2 separate regions of the Homo sapiens genome follow, and region 1 is linked to region 2. A link is a contact called in ENCODE Hi-C or POLR2A ChIA-PET data. All regions are on one chromosome and are shown on one strand. The core of a region is the stretch at or near the end of the contact, and the rest is flanking DNA. Distances in the headings are between cores, read along the strand shown.

Evidence for each region. A loop is a pair of places that touch in the nucleus more often than their neighbours do. ChIA-PET counts read pairs that join two places held with the same protein, here RNA polymerase II (POLR2A). Pooled maps may share reads with other maps.
Region 1: a pooled map shows a loop between it and region 2 (11-fold over the local background). The contact joins the promoter of RFXANK here to the promoter of RPL18A in region 2. A Hi-C loop is called at or near these places in 5 of 50 pooled maps. POLR2A ChIA-PET finds 5 or more read pairs at or near these places in 2 of 52 experiments (HEK293T and activated CD8-positive, alpha-beta memory T cell).

What each region holds. Positions count from the first base shown.
Region 1 is chr19:19,188,284-19,195,641 of GRCh38, reverse strand. It overlaps RFXANK (regulatory factor X associated ankyrin containing protein), which reads right to left and starts at 3,384. Exons shown (of 10, transcript NM_003721.4): 1 at 3,088-3,384; 2 at 2,542-2,682; 3 at 1,509-1,703. The coding sequence starts at 1,695. BORCS8-MEF2B (BORCS8-MEF2B readthrough) reads left to right here and starts at 3,490. Exons shown (of 12, transcript NR_027308.2): 1 at 3,490-3,561. It overlaps BORCS8 (BLOC-1 related complex subunit 8), which reads left to right and starts at 3,490. Exons shown (of 6, transcript NM_001145784.2): 1 at 3,490-3,561. The coding sequence starts at 3,525. RefSeq lists a silencer at 395-546 and an enhancer at 2,518-2,607.
Region 2 is chr19:17,854,845-17,861,635 of GRCh38, reverse strand. It overlaps RPL18A (ribosomal protein L18a), which reads right to left and starts at 1,726. Exons shown (of 5, transcript NM_000980.4): 1 at 1,662-1,726; 2 at 164-343. The coding sequence starts at 1,679. RefSeq lists enhancers at 1,731-2,110, 1,443-2,178.

The DNA.
Region 1 (7,358 bases), core at 2,135-4,634, 1.3 Mb before region 2:
CACCGAGATCTTAGGAAGTCAAAGAAATCCGCTACAGGGACTGGGCGCGGTGGCTCACGCCTGTAATCCCAGCACTTTGGGAGGCCGAGGCGGGCAATCACCTGAGGTCAGGAGTTCGAGACCAGCCTGGGCAACATGGCAAAACTCCATCTCTACTAAAAACACAAAAATTAGCTGGATGTGGTGGTGCATGCCAGCTACTTGGGAGGCTGAGGCAGGAGAATCACCTTAACCCAGGAGAGGGAGTTGCAGTGAGTCAAGATAGTGCCACTGCACTCCACCCTGGACAACAGAGCAAGATTCTGTCTCAAGAAGAGAGGGGATCCAGGAGGCGTCTCGAGAGTGGGGAGAGGGGAAAGGAGGGGAGGGGAGGCGAGGGGAGGGGAGGGAGCCTGGGCAACAAAAGCAAACCTCCATTTAAAAAAAAAAAAAAAAACGGACTGTAGTCCCAGCTACTCGGGAGGCTGAAGCAGGAGAATGGCGTGAACACGGGAGGTGGAGCTTGCAGTGAGCCAAGATTGCGCCACTGCACTCCATGCACTCCAGCCTGGGCGACAGAGCGAGACTCCATCTCAAAAAAAGAAAGAAAGAAAGAAAAAAAAAACGGAGGCGGGAAGGGAGGGAGGGGAGGGGAGTCAGCTATAGGAAGAAGTGTAGGAAGAGCATTCCAGACAGGAGTGGCAGCAACAAAGGTCGTGGGAGGGAACTAAATTAGGCATATTCTTGGACTCCAATCAAAAATAAATCCTCAGTTCCTCAGTAAGTAAAACAGGATGACCATCTGACCCAGTAATTTCACTCCTAGCTATCTACCCTCAAAGAGTTAAAAACAGGTGTGAAGGGCCGGGCACTGTGGCTCACACCTGTAATCCCAGCACTTTCGGAAGTGGAGGCCTGCAGATCACTTGAGCCCAGGAGGTGGAGACCAGCCTCCCAAAAAAAAAAAAAAAATTAGCCAGGTGTGGTTGCATGCCTATAGTCCCAGCTCCTAGGGAGGCTGAGTGATGGCTTCAGCCCAGGAAGTTGAGGCTGCAGTGAACTATGATTGCATCACTGCACTCCAGCCTTAGTAACAGAGCGAGACCCTGTATCAAAAAACAAAAACAGGCCGGGCACAGTGGCTCATGCCTGTAATCCCAGCACTTTGGGAGGCCGAGGTGGGCGGATCACCTGAGGTCAGGAGTTCAAGACCAGCCTGGCCAACATGGTGAAACCCCGTCTCTACTAAAAATACCCAAAAAATTAGCTGGGCGTAGTGGCGGAAGCCTGTAATCCCAGCTACTCAGGAGGCTGAGACAGGAGAATCAGTTGAACCCAGGAGGCAGAGGTTGCAGTGAGCTGAGATCACGCCATTGCACTCCAGCATGGGCAACAAGAGCAAAACTCCATCTCAAAAAACAACAAAACAAAACAAAACAAAAACGAAAGCAAGACACAGGTTCCATGTGAGGCCTGACATTCCATCATCATGGAATCCCAGAGGGCTAATCCCAGAGGAGGTATCCTACCCTGTGGAGAGGAAACACTGGCATCCGGTTCAGGATTCACAGGCTCAGGGGTGCAGGGAAAGAGACTGAGGACCACAGTGTCTGAGCCATCTGCAGCCTCCTCTCCGGGGTCTTCAGGGTCCCCAAGTTCTGAGGCAGGGGTCTGCTGGGTCTGGATGAGGTCTTCTGCAGGCTGGGTAAGCTCCATGGGGAAAGCTGGCGGAGGTGTCAGAAGGGGAGAGATGACAATAATTATCAACAGTTATAATAAAGTAGGCACCGACTGCATACCTAGCCTTGCACTGTGAGGGTGGGTAAACTGAGGTCCAGGTTAATTACCAGAGCCAGGGAAATGAAAACCAGAGTCCAACTGCTTTCGAGGTCTACCATTCCCCACCACCAAAGCACCTACAATGTGCAATGTTTAAGAGCCTGGGCTCTGGCAGGGCACAGTGGCTCACGGCTGTAATCCCAGCACTTTGGGAGGCCGAGGAGGGTGGATCATGAGGTCAGGAGTTCGAGACCAGGCTGGCCACCATGGTGAAACCCCATCTGTACTAAAAATACAAAAATTAGCCAAGCGCGGTGGCGGGCGCCTGTGATCCCAGCTACTCGGGAGGCTGAGGCAGAATTGCTTGAACTCGGGAGGTGGAGGTTGCGGTGAGCAGAGATCGCACCACTGCACTGTAGCTGGGGCGACAGAGCAAGACTCTGTCTCAAAAAAAAAAAAAAAAAAAAAAAAGAAAGGAAAAAAAAGCCGGGGCTCTGGGGTCAGCTGTCTGGGTTCGAATCCCTCAATTTATAGGCCGTGAGAACTTGGGCACGTGACTTAACCTTTGAGCCTCAGTTTCCTCCACGACAAAATGTGGAAATGAGACCTACAACGAATTATGTCTGTACATAGCTTATCGGGGGATCTGCTAAGCGTGGAGCTCAATAAATATTCGCTATGGTTGTTGGGAGGGGCTCCCCATAATGAGTGACGGCTCAACAAAGGTGCGATTGGTCCCAGTCCCACCCGAGCCTCCTAAATCGATCCAGGAGGTCCACTCACCTCCCCACGAGCCTCCTCTGTCCCCCCGCGCCGAAAGCCCAGTTCTCTCAAAACTTGGGGGCCCAAGTCACAAACTTTTCTCTTCCAATGGATATAGCAGGAGGCAAACTGGAGACCGGACCCTCAGCGATCTGGCTTCCTCTGCCGGGACAGAAAGCAACTTGATACTCGACCGCTACCCCCACCCCAGAGCTCCCCCACTGCGCTTGCGCACCCCCGCCCCCCAAAAGTGAGGAAGGGCCCGGGCAGTAAGTGCTGCCTCTGGCCCTTTAAGACTTAGGGGAGGGCGTGGGTTCCGCTGGGGTCCTGGGAGGGCAGTTGCGCCTGCGCCTTCTTTTCCCCTCCTCACCGACTCGGAGGGAATGGGCGGGGCCTAAAGGGCTCTGAGAATTTCACTACGCCTGCGCCCGCTCACCTTTACCCTGCCCACAGATTTTTCCAGAGGGAGCCAATTGGCTCCGGCTTCGGGTAGATGGGCGGGGCTATCTCAAGAAGAAGAAGTAGGGGAAGTACGCGGGGCGTCTGGAACTTAAAGGGGCAGCGTACCTTGGCCGTCCCGTTCCACAACAAGGTCCCTTCTGCGGTCTCAAAGGCTTATAAGCAAGGGCGGGGGCAGAGGGCTAAAGAAGGGAGTTTTTGCGGCCCGAGTGGGTAATGCGTGGAGGACTCCCCCAACTCGTCTCTCAAGGAAAAGGGGGTTCAGAAAGGGAGAGAGTTCTTCCCCCTCTCCTGCCTGGGTGTCGCTCCACCAGCCTCCTGGCCGTCGCGCCCCCTCCTCACTGCGCCACCCCCGGGTGTGCCTCCTTCCCTGCGTCTCACACAGCCCCTTTCTTGTCCGCAAAGACTGAGGAGCGGGGAGGGCGGGCCCTCTGACACCGGAACAGGAGCCGTGCGGCGTCCGGTTTCAGCAGGGAAGGCTTAGGCGGGCGTCCCAACCTCCGGGCTTCCGGTGCCGTTTCCCGGTTCGCTCGGCCGCGGTCGCTATGGAGGAGCCGGAGATGCAGCTCAAGGGGAAGAAAGGTGGTGCGGGCCTGCGGGCGGGACAGAGGGGGCCGGTAACTTGTGGAGGGGCGGCCTGACAAAGGCCGGGCGCGGAGGGACCGTGCGAGGAGCAGTGATTGAACTGCCGTCCAATCCCAGCTCTGCCGCTGACTAGTTTTGAAACCTGTAGAAAGGCTCCGTGTCTGCTTTAATTACCGGTCCCCCCAGGATTGTTTCAAGAATTCAGTAGCTGAGGCTGGGAGTGGTGGCTTTGTAATCCCAGCACTTTGGGAGGCCTAGGCGGGAGGATCGCTTGAGCCCGAGACCAGCCTAGGTGACATAGTGAGATCTCGTCTCTAAAAAAATACAAAAATTAGCCGGGCGTGGTGGCGCACGCCTGTGGTCCCAGCTACTTGGGCGGCTAAGGTGGGAGGATTGCTTGAGCCCGGGAGGTCAAGGCTGCACTGCAGTGGGCTACGGTCGTGCCACTGCACCCCCAGCCTGGGTGACAAGTGAGACCCTGTCTAAAAAAAAAAAACTCAACAACCTGATATTTGTAATGCATTGGAAGAATCCCCGGGGCGTAGTAATCGCTGTGCGTCTTGTTTCCTTTTTTTTTTTTTTTTTTGAGACAAGGTATCACACTGTCGCCCAGGCTGGGGTGCGGTGGCGCGATCATGGCTCACTGTAGCCTCGATCTCTCTGGCGCGGGCGATCCTCTTGCCTCAGCTTCTCCAGTAGCTGGGACTACAAGTGCACACCACCACATCAGGCTAATTCTTTAATTTTTTTTTTTTTTGACGGAGTCTCGCTCTGTCACCCAGGCTGGAGTGCCGTGGGGGGATCTCAGCTCACTGCAACCTCAGCCCCCTGAGTAGCTAGGATTACAGGCACACACCCCCATGCCCAGCTAATTTTTTTGTATTTTTAGTAGAGACGGGGTTTCACCTTGTTGCTCAGGCTAGTCTCGAACTCCTGACCTCGAGTGATCCACCCACCTTGGCCTCCCAAAGTGCTGGGATTACAGGTGTGAACCACTGCACCCAGCTAATCCCCTATACTTTAAATCACCCTAGATTACTCACATCTAGAATACATAATACAGGCCTACACATCACTTCATTCACATGGATTCAAAGAAGTGCTTCGTGTAGGGCAGATTGAAGTTTTGCTTTTTGAAACTTTGTGGAATTTTTTTTTTCCTATTTTCCATCCACGGTTGGTTGAATCCACAGATTCGGGAACCATGGATAACGGAGGGCATGAGTATGAGGCATGAGCCACCGTGCCTTGTCTGTTATGCTCACCTTTCTTCTTCTTTTTTTTTATTTGAGACGGAGTTTTGCTCTTGTTGCCAAGGCTGGAGTGCAATGGCGTGATCATGGCTCACGGCAACCTCCGCCTCCCGGGTTCAAGTGTTTCTCCTGCCTCAGCCTCCCGAATAGCTGGGATTACAGGCATGCACCACCATGCCTGGCTAATTTTGTATTTTCAGTAGAAACGGGGTTTCTCCACGTTGGTCAGGCTGGTGTCGAACTCCCAACCTCAGGTGATCCTCCCGCTTCGGCCTCCCAAAGTTCTGGAATTACAGGCGTGGGCCACCGCCCCTGGCCGTTATGCTCACATTCAAAGCGAGGAGGCCTATCTGGTAAGAGGTCACACAGTTTGGAGGTGGCAGGCTGGGCTCTGCCACTCAAGGCACAGTGGTGAGATGGAGAGACTTGTGTTAGCCTCCTTTGACTCCCAGACACGCCTGGGTTCTCTCTCCTGAGCAGTCACCCTGGTGATGGCATTGGATTCATCTCTGTAGCAAACTTTGAGGCTGGTGCTGTTATTCTTTTTTTGTGGATGAGGAAGCTGAGGCTCAGAGAAGCTCTGCTCTCCCAAGTCCAAGCTTTTAACTTTTCCTGTGAACATGTAACCTAATCAGTTGAAATTGGTATTAAGAGAAAGGAACAAAATGCCTGCCAAGGTCCTCCGTGAGGTGGAGGGGTCATCTTTTAAGCTTGGTAGTCAGGGAGGGTCTTGCCCAGGAGGTGACATTTGAGCAGACCTGAGGGATGAAGGAGAGCCAGTGACGGAATGGTGTCTCCAGGTGGGAATACCAAGTGCAAAGGCCTTGAGGTGACCAAGTGTTTAGAGCTCTGCTGTAATGAATAAAGGAGCAACTGGTCACATACGGGCATTTAATTTTTTTTTTTTTGGGACAGAGTCTCACTCTTTTGCCCAGACTGGAGTGCAGTGGTATGATCATGGCTCACTGCAGCCTCCACTTGTCAGACCCAAGCAGTCCTCCCACCTCAGCCTCCTGAGTAGCTGGGACTACAGGTATAGATCACCATGACCAGCTTATTTTTGCAATTTTTTATAGAGGTGGGGTTTCGCCATGTCTCCCAGGCTGGTCTTGAACTCCTAGGCTGAATCCATCCTCCTGCCAAAGTGCTGGGATTACAGGCGTGAGCCACCGCACCCGGCGTTGGTCTCAAATTCTTATCCTCAAGTGATCCTCCTACCTTGTCCTCTCGGGCAGTGAGAAAGTTCTGGGCAGTGCTGGGAGGTCCAAGGAAGAGCCAGGGGTGGAGGGCAAGGAAGGCAGGGAGGTCAAGAGCAGCCAGAACATGCAGGGCAAGAAAGGCGGATTTTATTCTCTGGCAGGTGGGAGCTATGGAAGAGTTTAAAGCAAGGGTGGGAATAGATGATTTGTTCATTTGGAGTTTGCCTCACGTGCTGCATGGAGGTTGAACTGTTGGCAGCAGGGGAAGCAGAGAGGCCAGGGAGAAGGTGGATCTGGCATCCAGGCAGGAGATGGCCGTGCCTCGCTGTGCCTGGACCGGTGCGGGCAGTGTGGTATAATAGAACAGGTGAGACTGGAACCATCAGGATCTGCCCAAGAATGGGACAGGAAAGGCGGGCCCTGCTGGCTGGCTGGGAATGCCGTTGTTGAAACAGACCCTGTAATGAGGATTTGCGTGCAATTAATTTATCAGGGCCGGGCGGTGGCTCACTCCTGTAATCCCAGCACTCTGGGAGGCCGAAGTGGGCAGATCACTTGAGGTCAGGAGTTCGAGACCAGCCTGGCCAACATGGTAAAACCCCATCTCAAATAAAAATACAAAAATTAGCCAGGCGTGGTGGCGGGTGCCTGTAATCCCAGCTACTCGGGAGGCTGAGGCAGGAGAATCACCTGAACCCGGGAGGTGGAGGTTGCAGTGAGCCGAGATTACACTACTGCACTCCAGCCTGGACAACAGAGCAAGACTCTGTCTCAAAAACAAGAAAAAAAAAATTTCATCAGGAGACACCTGCAGGGGAGAAGGGGAAACAGGGCAGGGCTGGCTGGTGAGGAGGCTGAGCGAGGGGCACCTCAGGTAAAATCTGCAGAGGGAGGCCTCATCCTGGGCCTGCACAGGAGCCCAGGGGGATGTTAGGCTCTGGGTTGTTCAGTGCCCAGCGAGGGACACAGGTTTCCATATCTCTCACTGGTGAGTGGCAGCTGAGGCCCTCCTGGGATGTGAACTTCCAGGCACTTTCAGGTCCTGTGGGCATGCTCTGAAGAGTCCCGAGTGTGGTCACGGGGGCAAAAAGAATGCCGGGAAGTGCAGTAGGCAGCAGTGTCCACTACCGGTGGGTTTGGGAGGGAAAGATGAGAAGAGTTCACTGGGGGCCAGGCACAGTGGCTCATGCCTATAATCCCAGCACTTTGGGAGGCTGAGGCAGGAGGATCACTTGAGACCAAGAGTTCAGGACCAGCCTGGGCCACATAGCAAGACCTTGTCTCTATTTTAAAAAATGAGCCGGGCGCGGTGGCTCATGCCTGTAATCCCAGCACTTTGGAG
Region 2 (6,791 bases), core at 477-2,976:
GACCCAGGCAGAAACACAACCCGGGGCTCTGATGTCTGATGTGATGGGATTACAGGCGTTGAGCTACCGCACCCGTTCGATGTCTGATTAATTCTTGAGATGCACGATGTCCCAAGAGGCGCAAATCCACTCCAGACCCCACGTAGCCCCGGCCTCTCCATACCTGCCCACAGTAGACAATCTCCCCTGAAGACTTCTTCATCTTCTTTAACTGAGATACAAAGTACCAGAAGCGGGACTTGGCGACGACATGATTAGGCGCAAAGATTCGCATGCGGTAGAGGGGCGGCGTGTGGCATTTGGGGGTGGGCAGGCAGCGACCCACTACCTTGTACTCTCGTAGCTGAAAGGAAACAGGAGTGAGGGTAAGGCCAGCACCCAGAGGCAACTGTGGAGATCCACCTCACTCCCTTTCCTACATCTAGTGACCACAGATTCGGGAAGCAGGAGGCAGGGCCACCCTAGGGCCTCCATGTGGATTCTTGGTGACTGTAGGTCACACTCCCGACCACAACTTTATACACAAAATGAACTGAGGAGAGGGAGGTCTCCAGGGAGGATTAATTGAGTTGCCTGCCTCTCCTTTGCCTGGGCTAAGGGTTTCAGACCAGGAAAGCTGTGGCTTAGACCCACAGCCTCCTTTCTTCATGCTGCAGTCCTGAATTGCTTTGCAGTCGCCGTCAAACAGCCACTCTGCACCTCAAAACATCCAGCCAACATCTTCTTTCACCCTGAGGCCCAGTGACCAGCATGGGATCTCACAGCCCATTCCAGGCAGAACTAGGACAAGACCTCAGGTCTCTCCCCAGCCCTGGGATCCCTGCACTGTTGCCACGCGAGCTGCGGCTGCCTCCGTTTTCCCAACTGCAATCCAAACGTTTGGCCCAGGGAAGACTCCCGGTTTACAGATGCAGAGGTGAGAATCTTTGGTCAAGTCCAGGCTCTGTGATATGGCACAAAGAAACCACCTCTGAAACTGACTCGCCAGCTTTTCACTAGTTATCAATGAAAAATAGTCACAAATTATCGCAGTTCCTACTTTTACTGTGAACCTGACCCACCGGCCTCGGCACACGTTCAGGAAGGGAACAATGGGGCCCGCCCCTTTGACAGCAAGGAAACCGAAGCTGGAGATCTGGACATAATACACCCACTCCATGGGAGTCCAGGTTCTCCTATCTCTGCGCCATAGAGCCGTTTGATTCTATCCAGTATGTACCACAGCGTTAAGCCTCACGCTCCCCGTTTCGGCTCACTGTTAGCAATTTTCATCTGCTTCTCACAGCCATTCCGGCAGAAAGAAAACACACTATTGCTCTACCGCCACGTCCACGTTGCAGAAAGGAAAACAGAAACTTGGCGGCTCGACGAGGTGCCGGGGCTAGGGCCTCTATGCTGCGCGACTTATTCCTTCCCCCGGGAAGAAGACCCGGAGTCCTTGGGCCCCCGCGATCCCTGAGCTGGCCCAGGTCACGCATCGCTCTCTCCACGCGGCTCCCACGATGGCCGCCATGTTGGGTGCAACAAGAGAAGGCGGCGCGCGGCCAAGGGGGGCCCAAACAGAAGCGCGCGGCACCAACCCGGCCCACGCCACTTATGCAGGCCCCTGATGGGGCCCGTGCCCCATCCCTTGGCCCCCTGCCGCGCCGCGCCCGCCTTACCGTGCCCGAGGCCTTCATGGCGTGCTCTCCGCGTTCGCCGCCACCCGCAAAAGGAAGTGTCCTCTGTCGCGCAGCCGTTCACCAGGCCTTCACTACCGGAAGACCCGCCCTCTCAATGCCGCACGTCCATTGGCTTCTCTGCCCCGCACTCAAAGCGACCCGCGTCTTCATTGGCTATGGATCCACCTGCTACTCAAAGTTCCGCCTCTCTTCAGCGAGACTTCGTTTCCCAGAAGGCAACGAGGCAAGCTCCACCTGTTCCACCACGACCGCAACGGAGCGTCTGCGCGCGCGGCACGTCGGGAGTTGTAGGCACTCCGCCAGTCCCGGCTGCAACTAGGGGCGGCGGCGCGCGCCGCCTGCAGGATGCCTAAGCATTGAACCTAAGCTACCTCGGGTGGCTGCGGTGTTTACCGTGAGATCCCGATGCTTCACACTCGGGGCCTCATCCTCCGGGGAGGTGTGTTACGGAGGTCTCCACCAGATACCTGAGGGTATCTGTAAAATGGGAATACAAATAATATATTTTTCTCCTAGCGATGTTGCAGCACGAATATTGAATAAGCTCTGGAATGCTGTTTTTGTTAATTTGGGGTCCGATTTGTGTTTCGTAGTAGCTGGGATTCAAACTCTGTCTGTCTGCCTCCAGTTCATAAGAACCTGAGGGAGCAGGGGTTGGGGGAGAGCGCGCGGAGAGCCGGAGAATGGATCAAGATCCAGCCGCCCACTTTGAGGGGCTTGGACTTAGCAGTTTGCTTGGGCAGAAAGAAGCCCTCCTGGGGATGAGGACGGGGACCAGATATGAAAAAAGAAACACCCGCAAACAACTCCCTGATGACAAGGCTATGAAGTAAAATTAAGAGGAAAGAGGCAGGAGGCTGAGGCATGAGAATCGTTTGAACCCAGGAGCCAGAGGTTGCAGTGACCCGAGATTGCGCCACTGTACTCCAGCCTGGGCGACAGAGTGAGACTCTGTCTCAAAAAAAAAAAAAAAAAAAAAAGACCAGGCGCGGTGGCTCACGCCTGTCATCCCAGCACTTTGGGAGGCCGAGGCGGGTGGATCACTTGAGGTCAGGAGTTCGAGACCAGCCTGGCCAACATGGCGAAACCCCGTCTCTACTAAAAATACAAAAATTAGCCGGGCGTGGTGGCGGGCGCCTGTAATCCCAGCTACTCGGGAGGCTAAGGCAGAAGAATCGCTTGAACCTGGGAGATGGAGGTTGTAGTAAGCCGAGATCTGGCCATTGCACTCCAGCCTGGGAGACAGGGCGAGACTCCGACTCAGAAAAAAAAGAAAGAAAGAAAGAAAGAAAATAAAGGACAGCAAGCATGCAATTTTTTATTTTCATTTTCTTATTTTGCATTTCTGGTTCTCTTAATCTGGTTTTGTGGATTCAAGTCACTACTGGGTGTGATTTTCTTTTCTTTTCTTTTTCTTTTATTTTTTGAGACTGAGTCTTACTCTTTTCCCCAGGCCAGAGTGCAGTGGCGCTATCTCGGCTCACTGCAACCTCTGCCTCCTGGGTTCAAGCAATTCTCCCGCCTCAGCCTCCAGAGTAGCTGGGATTACAGGCGCCCGCCACGATGCCCAGGTAATTTTTGTATTTTTAGTAGACACAGGGTTTTACCATGTTGGTTAGGCTGGTCTCGAACTCCTGACCTCAGGTAATCCGCCTGCCTCCACCTCCCAAAGTGTTGGGATTACAGGCGTAAGCCACCGCGCCCGGCCCAATGATTTTCTTATTCCAGTACAACTTGGCTCCCTTCACCTCCTTTGTGCCGTTAATGTCAAATATGTTACCTTTCTCTATATTGTAGACCCAACAATACAATTAATATATAGTTTGTTGTTGTTGTTGTTGTTGTTTTGAGATGGAGTTTAGCTCTGTCGCCCAGGCTGGAGTGCAGCAGCGTGATCTCAGCTCACTGCAACCTCTGCCTCCCAGGTTCAAGCGATTCTCCTGCCTCAGCCTCCCGAGTAACTGGGACTACAGGCGTGCACCACCACGCCTGGCTAATTTTTTGTATTTTTAGTAGAGATAGGGTTTTACTGGGTTGGCCAGGCTGGTCTCAGATTCCTGACCTCAGGTGACCCACCCGCCTCGGCCTCCCAAAGTGCTGGGATTACAGGCATGAGCCACCGCACCCAGCCTGTTTTTTTGTTTGTTTTTTGTTTTTTTGAGACAGAGTCTCGCTCTGTCACCCAGGCTAGATTGCAGTGGCATGATCTCGGCTCACTGCAACCTCCACCTCCCAGGTTCGAGCAATTCTCCTGCTTCAGCCTCCTGAGTAGCTGAGATTACAGGCGTGCACCACCACACCCGGCTAATGTTTTGTATTTTTAGTAGAGAGGGGGTTTCACCATGTTGGCCAGACTGGTCTCGAACTCCCAACCTCAGGTGATATGCCCACCTCAGCCTCCCAAAGTGCTGGGATTGCAGGCATGAGCCACCGGGCCCGGCCAATATATAGTTTTGTACAATTGCTTTTTAAATATGTTAAGAGGCAAAGAGAGAAGAAATTTGCATTTATGCTACATTTTATTTTTATTTATTTATTTTGAGACAGGGTCTCACTCCATTACCCAGGCTGGAGGGCAGTGGTGCAATCTTGGCTCATTGCAACCTCTGCCTCCCAGGTTCAAATGATTCTCCTGCCTCAGCCTCCCAAGTAGCTGAAATTGCAGATGTGCGGCACCATGCCTGGCTAATTTTTTTTTTAATTTTTAGTAGAGACAAGAGTTTCGCCATGTTGGCTATGGCTGGTCTTGAACTCCTGACCTCAAGTGGTCTGCCCGTCATGGCCTCCGAACATGCTGGGATAACAGGCATGAGCCACTGTCACTGGCAGATCTTATTTTTATTTATTTATTATTATTATTTTTTGAGACGGAGTCTCACTCTGTCACCCAGGCTGGAGTGCAGTGGCGTGATCTCAGTTCACTGCAATCTCCGCCTCCCGGGTTCATGCCATTCTCCTGCCTCAGCCCCCTCGAGTAGCTGGGACTACAGGTGCCCGCCACCATGCCCGGCTAATTTTTTGTATTTTTAGTAGAGATGGGGTTTCACCATGTTAGCCACGATGGTCTCAATCTCCTGACCTCGTGATCTGCCTGCCTCGGCCTCCCAAAGTGCTGGGATCATGGGCGTGAGCCATTGTGCCCAGCCTTATTTTTTTGATACAGGATCTCACTCTGTTGCCCAGGCTGGAGTGCAGTGGCGAGATCTCTGTTCACTGCAGCCTCGAACTCCCAGGTTCAAGAGATTCTCCCACCTCAGACCTCCCGAGTAGTTAGGACGGATGCCATGAAACCCAGCTAAGTTTTATATTTTTTTCCTTAAACTCCTGACCTCGTGATCCACCCGCCTCGGCCTCCCAAAGTGCTGGGATTACAGGTGTGAGCCACCGTGCCCGGCCAAGTTTTGTATTTTTTGTAGAGACAAGGTCTCTCTGTGTTGCCCAGGCTGGTCTTGAACTCCTAGGCTCAATTGATCTGCCCACCTCAGCCTCCTGAAGTGTTGGGATTACAGGCGTGAGCCAAAGCACCCGGCCTTATGCAATCTTTTAAAATTACATACATTACCTTTATATGTGTTCTTCAGATTTTCACGTGGATTGGAATACATGTCTGGGGTCCCTTGTTTTCAGCCTAAAGAATTTATTTTGGGTGGGTACGGTGGCTCTCGCCTGTAATCCCAGCACCTTGCGAGGCCCAGGTGGGTGGATCACCTGAGGTCAGGAGCTCGAGACCAGCCTGGCCAACATGGTGAAACCCCGCTTCTATTAAAAAATACAAAAATTAGCTGGGTATTGTGGCGGGTGCCTGTAGTCCCAGCTACTTGAGAGGCTGAGGCATGAGAATCGCTTGAGCCTGGGAGTCGGAGGTTGCAGTGAGCCGAGATTGTGCCACTGTACTCCAGCCTGGGCAACAGAGTGAGACTCTGTCTCGAAAAAATATACATTTTTTTAGTATTTCTTGTGAGGTGGGCAAATTAACTTTTGCACTAAAATCTTTAGCCCAACTGTAGCACAGGTGGTTAGTTACCCAGTCCCTTCCTGGTGGACACTTAGACTGTGAAAATTCGGAAAACTGATGGGCGTGATGCGGGGCAGGGAGGCCAGGGGAGCAGGTCAGCCCTCCTCTGGCTGGGCTTTTCGGGGCAGGACGTCAGGTGAGAGGCGGCTCTATCCCAACAGCGCTGCCGCGAGTGTCCACCAGGTGGCAGCAGAACCATGTCCCATCTGCGGTGGCCCAGCTGAGGCCAAGCGCTAGACCGTTGAATGATACACAACCAGGTTCAAATCTTACCGATGGTTCGCTGGCCGCGTTGCCGCTCTGGGCCTCAGTTTCCCCTTCCACAAAATGAGGCCAATAATAGTCGCCAGCTTTTAGGGTTGTTGTGAGATTTAAATGGCGTATGATTGTTTGGACTGGGAAGGTTGAGGCCCTGCCCTTCCCTCTGTGCTGGAACTCACCGCTCTGGCCTCAGTTTCCCCAAAGTGCTGAGCGGCTACAAGCAGGTGGAAAGAGATGCTGGAAAGGGCAGAGCGCAGCCTGGAGCACAAATTGGATCCTGGGACAGCAGGAACGGGGCAGGAAAAGGAATTTAGGGAGGACAGGGGAGGAGGAAGAAGACGAGAGGGAGATCCCTGAGACCCAGCCCTGGCCTTGGGGCCTCGTGCTTCTGCCTTCAAGGCCTGGGTTGGAGTGGAGGGAGGGGCATGCCAGGGTGGGGAAGGGCACGGGTCGTGATGTGCTGTTTGTTTCAAAGCTTTATTATTTTTCTTTAGTTTCTTTTTTTTTTTGAGATGGAGTCTCACTCTGTTCCCCAGGCTGGAATGCAATGGCGTGATCTCATCTCACCGTAGCCTCTGCCTCCCAGGTTCAAGCGATTCTCCTGCCTCACCCTCCAGAGTAGCTGGGATTACAGGCACCCATCATCATGCCTGGCTAATTTTTGTAGAGACAGGGTTTCTTGTTTCCTTTTTTTTTTTTTTTTTGAGACGGAGTCTCACTCCATTGCCAAGGCTGGAATGCAGTGGCACAATCTCAGCTCACTGCAGCCTCTGCCTCCTGGGTTCAAGCCATCCTCTCCTGCCTCAGCCTCCTGAGTAGCTGGGATTACAGGC